Regions from separate parts of the Homo sapiens genome. Here region 1 is linked to region 2. Evidence: read pairs that join two places in POLR2A ChIA-PET (ENCODE). Cell type or tissue: Caco-2. All regions are shown on one strand. Links, peaks and the distances in the headings refer to the core of each region. The heading gives the core; the rest is flanking DNA. Region 1 overlaps LINC01331 (long intergenic non-protein coding RNA 1331). Region 2 has its middle 24 kb from the start of ENC1.

What was found. Peaks named below come from ENCODE experiments on the same cell type or tissue, not always from the same donor. Only the 100,000 strongest peaks of a DNase experiment are listed, where the experiment ranks them.
Region 1: POLR2A ChIA-PET joins it to region 2 with 9 read pairs; 3 of 35 experiments call an interaction of 5 or more read pairs at or near these places.

The regions. Positions count from the first base shown.
Region 1 is chr5:74,440,901-74,445,293 of GRCh38, reverse strand. All of the region lies in intron 2 of LINC01331 (long intergenic non-protein coding RNA 1331), which reads left to right. Among named protein-coding and RNA genes, the nearest start is that of LINC01331, 94 kb to the left of the region's middle. In Caco-2, for the core only: no CTCF peak of the experiment used is centred there; a DNase peak (open chromatin) is centred at 2,603.
Region 2 is chr5:74,614,864-74,619,256 of GRCh38, reverse strand. No RefSeq gene overlaps it. Among named protein-coding and RNA genes, the nearest start is that of ENC1, 24 kb to the left of the region's middle. In Caco-2, for the core only: no CTCF peak of the experiment used is centred there; no DNase peak of the experiment used is centred there.

The DNA of each region.
Region 1 (4,393 bases), core at 132-4,131, 170 kb after region 2:
CTGCTTTTAAGCTACCATGGACCTTCTGCAAACTAACAAGGAGAGGCTCCTTGCACAGAAAGGAAATGGAGACAGACTTAAGAAAGCTGTTTTACAACTTAGAATCTGTCCAAGTGGACTCGCCTCTTTCAATAAATGAGTTGAAATAGCCTCATCGCTCCTTCTCATTTCAAAACATTAGCCTCTTCATTCATATGTTTTCCTTTCCATTTGCACCTTTTCCCTGTTTTGAATCCATATCATGCATTTGACAGAACAGGGGCCGCCTTTCCTTAGCAGGCGTCCATATTTGTCTGTCTATCTGCTCACACAGGTTGCTGTATCACCTAAGAGGTAAATTTGATTCTCCCACCTTTCTCTAGAGACAGAATGGGGTTAAGAATCAGCCCATCCAGAGAGGCCACATCCATCCAGCTGAGTGACAGAAGTTTGACAGTGGGAGGAAAGAATGTCACTGGGCAGGAGGAGAAATTATAGTTCAAGGGTGACAACATGTGTGTAGGAAGCAGCCAGTGGTGCAGTTTTGGGGAGAATAAGTGGAAACAGAGACTGAGTGGACTCAAGGAGGAGGTTTAGAAGACAGCAATTGGAAAGAACAGGTGTTCCCTCACCAGGGAAGGGTCCCTGACCTAGAGCAGGGTGCTTCTAGGGAATGTATAGGCTGCATATAATCTCCTAAAGCAGAATCCATCCTTTTAACTTGGTTTTCCTTCTATGTGTTATGAATTTATTAAGGGAGTGTTCCCAAGAGGAACTGGTATGGGAGTGGGAGAAGTGTGATAGGGAAGAGGAATACAGGAAAGTGTGCAATTTCAGGAAAAGTTCCTTGGAGAGTGGCTTCAACCTGATCATGAAAGGAACTTTGCAGGTCAGTTTGTTCAGCCCAGATTGACCTAGAGTGTTGGGCCTAGAGTGTGCCCAACTTAAGGCCAGGAATTCAGGCATCCACACACCTAACCCCTCAGTCATTGGCTAAAGGCTTTCCTCATAGAGTTCTACTTTGTTTGTTTGTTTTTGAGACGGAGTCTCGCTCTGTTGCCCAGGCTGGAGTACAGTGGCATGATCTTGGCTGACTGCAACCTCCGCCTCCCGGGTTCAAGCGATTCTTCTGCCTCAGCCTCCCGAGTAGCTGGGACTACAGGTGCACGCCACCACGCACTGCTAATTTTTATATTTTTGGTAGAGATGGAGTTTCACCATATTGGCCAGGCTGGTCTTGAACTCCTGACCTTGTGATCCACCTGCCTGGGCCTCCCAAAGTGATGGGATTACAGACGTAAGCCACCGCGCCCGGCTTCTAGCTGGTTTTTAAGTCCACTGTAGAATCAGAGAGAACTGTCTATGAAAAAGCCACTTTGTCTAAGTAAGTGCTTTGGCCCTTAAAACCTGTTGACACAGGTTACATGGTTATTTCCTATGACTGACCAATTCATTCATTCATTCATTCAACAAACTTCCATGGAGTGCCTGCTACGCATGAGAATTGTGCCAGGCACAGGTGATGCAAAAACAAATAGATATTTCCTCTTTTCCAAGTAGCTGAGTAGACAAAGAAATCCCAGATTCTTATAATCATGGAGTTGTGAGAGCAAGATTCCCATCTTATTATAGAAGTGCAGCTTTCTTGCCCACTGATTCAATTGTCACACAAAATCATCAGAGGACTGAAGTGTCTTTTTTCTAGACTATTTTTTAAATAACACATAGTGGTATTTTCTTAGCCTTCTTAATATACTTAAATTAACCTCAGGCTTGAAGGACAAGTTCTCTAAAAAAATCAAGCTTTGGCTGGGCACGATGGCTCATGTCTGTAATCCCAGCACTTTGGGAAGCTGAGGTGGGCAGATCACTTGAGGTCAGGAGTTTGAGACCAGCCTGGGCAACATGGTGAAACCTCATCTCTACTAAAAATACAAAAATCATCTGGGCATTGTGGCACACACCTGTAGTCCCAGCTACTCAGGAGGCTGAGGCAGGAGAATCACTTGAACCCAGGAGGTGGAGGTTGCAGTGAGCCGAGATCGTACCACTGCACTCCAGCCTTGGTGATACGGTGAGACCGCCTCAAAAAAAAAAAAAAAAAAAAAAAAAATCAAGCTTTGGGGGAAAAAGGAAGATATTAACTCTATATTTTGTTTAGTATACCAATTCTCATAAAGAAATATTTTCTTTTTGATTTTTTTGAAGAGTGGAATTTTTCTGCTGGATGCTTCTGAATTGCCCTAATGTCTCATTTAAATAGGTAAATTGGTAGATCAATAGACAAAGAAATAAATACTTAGTGAGCACTTACTATACATCAGGTACTATACTGGATACCAAGGATGTATTTAACGCTACAGAAGACTCCCTGGAGGGTCCTTGTTAAGATTAGATTTGGAAAAAGCTTGTGAAAGTTTCCAGCTAATTTTTAAAAATGAAGTGTGTGTGTGTGTGTGTGTGTGTGTGTGTGTATGAAAACCTATCAACAAAGCTGCTTTGGCTCTGTGTGTGTGTCCTCTGCTATCTTATCCTCACTATAAATTCCTTTCACTTGCAAAATCACAGTTGCTAATGCTATCAGCACACCACCTGGATCCCCTCACCCTGACCACTTCTGTGCTCATCTGCCCAAATTCCAGCCTGCCAGCCTCAGGCTTTCTTTACCTAAGAGTGTTGCAGCCAAGGTCTGTGGGACGGTAAGAATGAGATGCTAGTAAGAGTCTGTATCTTATCGGTACCAAGGCACAAGGAATACCGGCATTCCTCACCACAAGACTCCAAAGCAGAAAGGATTCTTAAAGTGCAGCCAGCAGATGGTGGCTGTACATAGGGCAGGGCACTCCTTCCTGCTTCTGGGCTCCAAAAAAACATTTTCCATAATATCATGTGAAGCTCCAGGGTGGGGAAGAGAGATGACTGCTGAAAATACTGACAAATTCATTCTATACCCAATGTCATAAAAAAATAAGAGAAAGCAGAAGAAATTTTGCTTTGGACAACAGACAGAAGGTTACTAAAATCAAGACTGCACGTACTTTATTGTGTTTTTGGGGGCAAGGGGTGGTGAGAGAGATTGTGAAAAACTGGTGCTAAGCTATTTTTAAGATTGTAACCAGCCCTTTAATCTTTAAAAAATATTAATGATTATGGAAATGCCAAGAACAGCCCTAAAGAAAATGCTGACCACTAGGCACAGTGTCTTTGGGTCCCTTCCAGGCCAAACCTGAGAGCACTAAAGAGGGTTGGGGGAATGGCATCTTAATATACTTCAATTAACTATTGTCCTGAACTTGGTGTCTTCAATCAAATAAAGGTGAGTACAGCAAGGGAATAAACAACCAGATTAGTCAAGCAACCTAGATACTGTCTTTGCCGCTGACTATGAGACACAGAAACCTCTGTGTATTGTGGGTGAAATCAATCAGAGTCTGGTGGCATTGTCAGCTGGAGTCAGCTCTGTGTCCAAACTTGGACTGTATGTCTAGAATCTGTGTCTTAATGTAAATTGGCTTATGGCTCCGTCTCCCTTGGGCATAAGCTTCCATCGTCCAGATGGCAGGGTGACCCCGGTGGAAATAAACATATGGTAGGCTATATCTGTCGCTCACAGAGGAAGAATAAGTACACTGTTTGTAAGAGCCAATTAAACAGGAGTCAGTGCCACAAACAGTGGACATCTCTAACAATAGATTAACAGGAAAGTAAAACTTTGCGGTAAGGGCTATTGATAACTGGGGAGGGAAAAGCCTATCAACGGGATGCTGCATGTTGGTAGAAGGTGGGGGAAAGGAGGGATATAAGAGGAGATATTAAAGCCTGGATATGAATTGTGCTTCGAAATTCTTCTATCGGGGAATTGTGGACAATTGTTGACAATTCCGCCATAGAAGACAGAACAGCTACTTGTCTTGTGGATTCTGGTCAACTTCCGTATTCTTTGGAGAGTGATTGGCTTAGATGGGACTTCCCCAGGAGAAGATGCTAAATCAAGGATCAAAGTGCAAGCAGTTAATTTATGGAACAATGGTAGGAGAGTAGGGAAGTGAAACAGGAAAGTGAGAAGGTAAGCATTAAGGAGAGTGTCATCAAGCCAGCTACCACCCTGAGGGACTGGGAGTTAATCCCTCTGGGGAAGATCTGGCAGCCAGTGTGGAAAACACTCACTCAAAGTCATCCCACCTGAGGGGCAAGGGAGCACCAACTCTTTTTAGTCATGAGTTGAGGACTATTCATGGGGACATTAATTCCACAATACTTTGCTTGCCTCCAAAACAGCAAAGTGGGCTTAGGCAAGAAGAAAACACTCTTCGGTAAAGAAAGACTCATGCTGGGAGTTGAAATTTGGGTAGATGTGCACAGAAGTGGTCCGGGTGAGGGGATCCGGGTGGTGCGTTGATAGCATTAGCAACTG
Region 2 (4,393 bases), core at 163-4,162:
TATAACATTCAGTGAGTTACAGAAGGCTGGGTGGTGAGCTGTCATTAGCAGATGTCTTCCTACCTCTGAGAACAAGGGATAGGCATGACTCCTCCCTTTGTCTCTAAGGATGCTGGTACATGCTGTCTCAGAACCAGAGGGGAGAGGAGCTGTCTTGGAAGGGGCTGCTGGAATTGCACCTGGACACCAGGGGCCAGGCATTAGCCCTCCACGAGGAGCAGAAAGAAGGGGAGACAGAGAGAGGAGACCACCTGTCCATCTTCCTCTCTCCAGGCTTAGCCTACATACACAAACTCTAACTCACAGGGGGGCCTAGAAAGATATCAGAGTCTACAATGGGCATAGCATTAGTCTCTGTGAACTATGGTTACTGGGTAGAACCTACAAGAAAAGCAAAGTAAGACAGGTAAAGGAGAGGAGGAGCTTGTGCCCAGCAAAGGATCCCCACTACCCACTACCAAATGGGAAACATCAGGGTTTAGAGAAAATGTTTTCTTGTTTTTTTTTTTTTTTTTTTTTTTTTTGAGACAGGGTCTCACTTTGTTACCCAGGCTGGAGTGCAGCAGTGCGATAGTGGTTCACTGCAGCCTCAATCTCCCCAGCTCAAGCAATCCTCCCACCTCAGCCTCCCTATTAGCTGGGGCTATGGTAGTCACCACACCCAGCTAATTTTTGTGTGTGTGTGTGTGTGTGTGTGTGGTTTTTTTTTTTTTTTTTTGGTAGAGATGGTGGTTTCCCTATGTTGCCCAGGCTCGTCTCGAACTCCTGGGCTCAAGCGATCCACTGCCTCAGCCCCACAAAGTGCTGGGATTACAGGCGTGAACCACCACACCCAGTTTAGAGAAATGTTTGCTTTGGTTTACTTTGCTTTCCTTCACTGGGGTCTGGCCTGGGTTGTGATCTGGAAGTGCTCCCTACCTTCTCTGGCTCTCCCCGCTTCATTACTTCACTAGAGTTTCTCCCTATAAATCTATTGCTCACTGAATCCTGCCTTGACATCTGCTTCTTGGAGGACTCAAACTAAATCAGGGGGGTTACAACTGCAGACAAGGATTGAAATCATTCCTACCTATCACTCATCCTTATGGCCCTGTGGTTTCCTGTGTGGGCAGGGCAGGTATAGGGGCAGGTGAGGGGAAGACTTTAGAGGGGACGAGATTGCCCCAGTGACCCATCTTTGAGCAGCTCACTTCCAGAGGGATTCTTTCTTCCCTTTCTTTTTTATATTTGGGGAGATGACTAAATGGTTTTGAAAACGTCTCAGTGTTTGGCACAATCTGCCCGAGCATAGTGATACGACTGCTCTGTTCACAACTACGCTGCAATTTTAGACAAAATTTTCAGAGCATCTCAGCACCTAACAACGCATAAAAACCTGGTGGTAATTTCAAGATACGTAACATCTGCTTATTTCATTTTGTTACAAGTCACCTGGGCAAAAACTCTTCCTAACTCTGCCCCATAAATGAGCTAATATCCAAATAGAACATTCTGCTTAACAGCAGTAGCAATTATCCTGTGGCAATCCATTAAAAAAGCCTTAAAGGTATGTCGCTTCTCCAGGTTAACAAAACAAAACCATTATTTTTCTTTGTAGCTCAGATGGGCTATTTGCTCTTTGTAGCTCAGATGGGCTATTTGCTAATGTCTTACCAGCTCTAACAGCTTATTCTCTGAGAAGGAAATAGTCGTGGTTTCTTTGAGAAAAACTAGTCCTCCTATCTTGGGGTTTTAAATAAAAGGATTTGGGAACCATTTAAAGTGCATTGTAAAATAATGTGGTTCTACAATAGCATTATGGCCCCCGCACTTTCCAATCATTTTAAAAGCATGCCTGCCTATTACATCTATTCAAGATTTTCCAGTGGAGACCTTTGAGCATTGTTGTGAAATAGATAACAAAGACACTGAGTTCCACAGCGATTTCTCCTCTCATTATTTTTTTTCAAACTGCTAGAATGTAATTCAGGAAAAAGATAGGTTGATTAAATACATCTGCAAGAACCTTCTGGCTTTGGAAGCAGGAGAAGCCCACACTGGTCACCTTCAGTTTATTATATATCCTGACCCCTCTTCGGCACGTGTCTTTCTTCAGGTCAGTTTTCTGTTTCTTCTGTATAGTTTTGGAAGATGCCTAAAGAAAAATGCCTTGGAAAAGACTACAAGTTGACATCACTATTGTAAGGTATATGGGTGTACATTGGTCAAGAATTAGGCTGAGGCTGACATCCAGGCCTGCTTGAGTCAGTGGGATTGTTGCGCAGGTGCACACCTCCACTTGTTATATAACCTGTTTACGTAAGCTCATTCTTGGCTCGGAATTTACTTACTATGGTCTGTAAAAGGTATAACTGCCCTGCTGACACTGTACAGGCACTCCTGGGCTCAGCTTGACATGGCTTGGGGGTGCACTGGCGCCCAGAGAAAGAGAACCAGAGCTGTCTGTCTTGCAGATGGACAGAGGGGAGCCAGGGCATGGCACAGCTCGACATGGCTGGCGCTGGTGGCCAGAGGGAAAGAGTTAAGCTGTTGACCTTGAAGACAAGGGAGAGCCGGCCGTGCAGCTGTGTGTGGGAGCAGCCAAGCCGCAGAGCCGGCTGCTGAGAGGAGCTGCGGAGCCGCAGCAGACCGCCGAGATAAAGGCGGACAGTGTAATAGAGCTGCCGGTGAGAGAGCTGTTGAATAAAACTACATTTCACCTGCTTAGAGCCCCCCGAGTGTTCTTTCAGCTATTCGCCTATCCACCCACTCCCCTCGGACCTCAGTACGGGCCCGAACCTGACCCTGGACCTGACAATTGGCGTAGTTGTGGACCTAACAACTATCTTGATGCCATCTGCCAGGACCTGAGAAGAGTCTGGGCCTCTTAGTGGGGCAAGCATTGCAGGCGGTAATCCTCATCTTGCATCCCTTGGCCAAACTCTAAGAGTGTAGGAAATGACTGATAGTAGTCTGAATGGGTAGAATCCTGTCTGTAGCAACTTAGCTTTCTGTGTTCCAAGCAGGTTTTCTCTGAACCCTCTCTCTACCCCAAAGACAAAGCTCTCACATCAACATGGGATCAGAACTGGTTACCAGTCTGGGGTTTACAGCTGATCTTGAATCCTGATTCTCAGCCTATGCTTAATTTTCTGTGGTGACAATTAAAGCTCATTAAAAAGCTGACACATTGTTTCCAGCTTGTCTCTGATTTAATTAAAAGTCTTAAGGAGGGAGGAGCAGAAACCATATTAGTCACAGAAAAAAAAAGTCTGGGGCCTCCCTTTTTATCTCATGAAATTATTTATAATTTGAGAGTTATTCAGCGACTTCCATGAAGAGCCCCTTCTGTTGAAATGTTAAAAGAAGATGAAGTTAAACCTAATCAGTATGTTGTCCTTCATCCAGAGGAAATATTGACGAGCTGAAATAGAATCACTGACAGCCACCTGCCTTCTTGTCAATTCATCTTAGAATTTAAACTGAAGGAGAAATGACAGATAATGAAGAACAAGTTTTTTCAATGCAGAAAAAGTTGACTGGAGACTTTTTATATTTCAGCCTGATAAATATAATTTCAATCTTCTTTTTACCCAAATTAAAATATCTAAGTAACTCAGGCTGTTGCTTTTATAGTGTGGTGCATAAAACTGTATTGATTTAAACAGTAATAAGTACTCAACTTGTTATTTAACCTTATTGTCATAGTTTCTGATAGGAATATCTTCCAGGGAATTAGAAGAAACAGTTTTGGAAGTGAGGTTTGGGTCTTTACGTCCCACCTATTTTGGGATGGTGCCCAAAAGTGCACCAAGAGCCCAACTGAAAAAAGTTGACATTTTAGCTTGCTATTGGAAGGTAATTTTTTAAAATAACGCAGCTTTTGAAAAATTAAGAATCAAGGTAAATCCTTGGCTAAGCCTTTATAACTAATGAATTTTTGAAAGACTGTATACTCCTGAGAAGTACTAAATGTATTTAACTGCTTGAAAAGATTAATTAGCTCATTGCTATAGGAAACACCCTGTTCCATTTTGTATCCATGAAGGCCATGGGTCAGCAACCAATAGCAGGCTAATGGGGCTAGACCAGATTGGTTACCTGTTTAACCAGTGGTTCTCAATACCTGAAGGTGCTCAACCTTTCAGTGTCTATTAGACTCACCCAAAGGACTTTGAAAACTAATGGCCGGGCACTGTGGCTCATGCCATTACATAATCCTAGCACTTTGGGAGGCCAAGGCAGGTGGATTGCCTGAGCTCGCAGTTTGAGACCAGCCTGGGCAGCATGGTGAAACCCTGTCTCTACTAAAAATACAAAAAAAAAAAAAAAAAAAAAAGAAAAATTAGCCAGGCCTCGTGGTGTTCCTGCAGTCCCAGTTACTCAGGAGGCTGAGGCACGAGAATGATTGAAC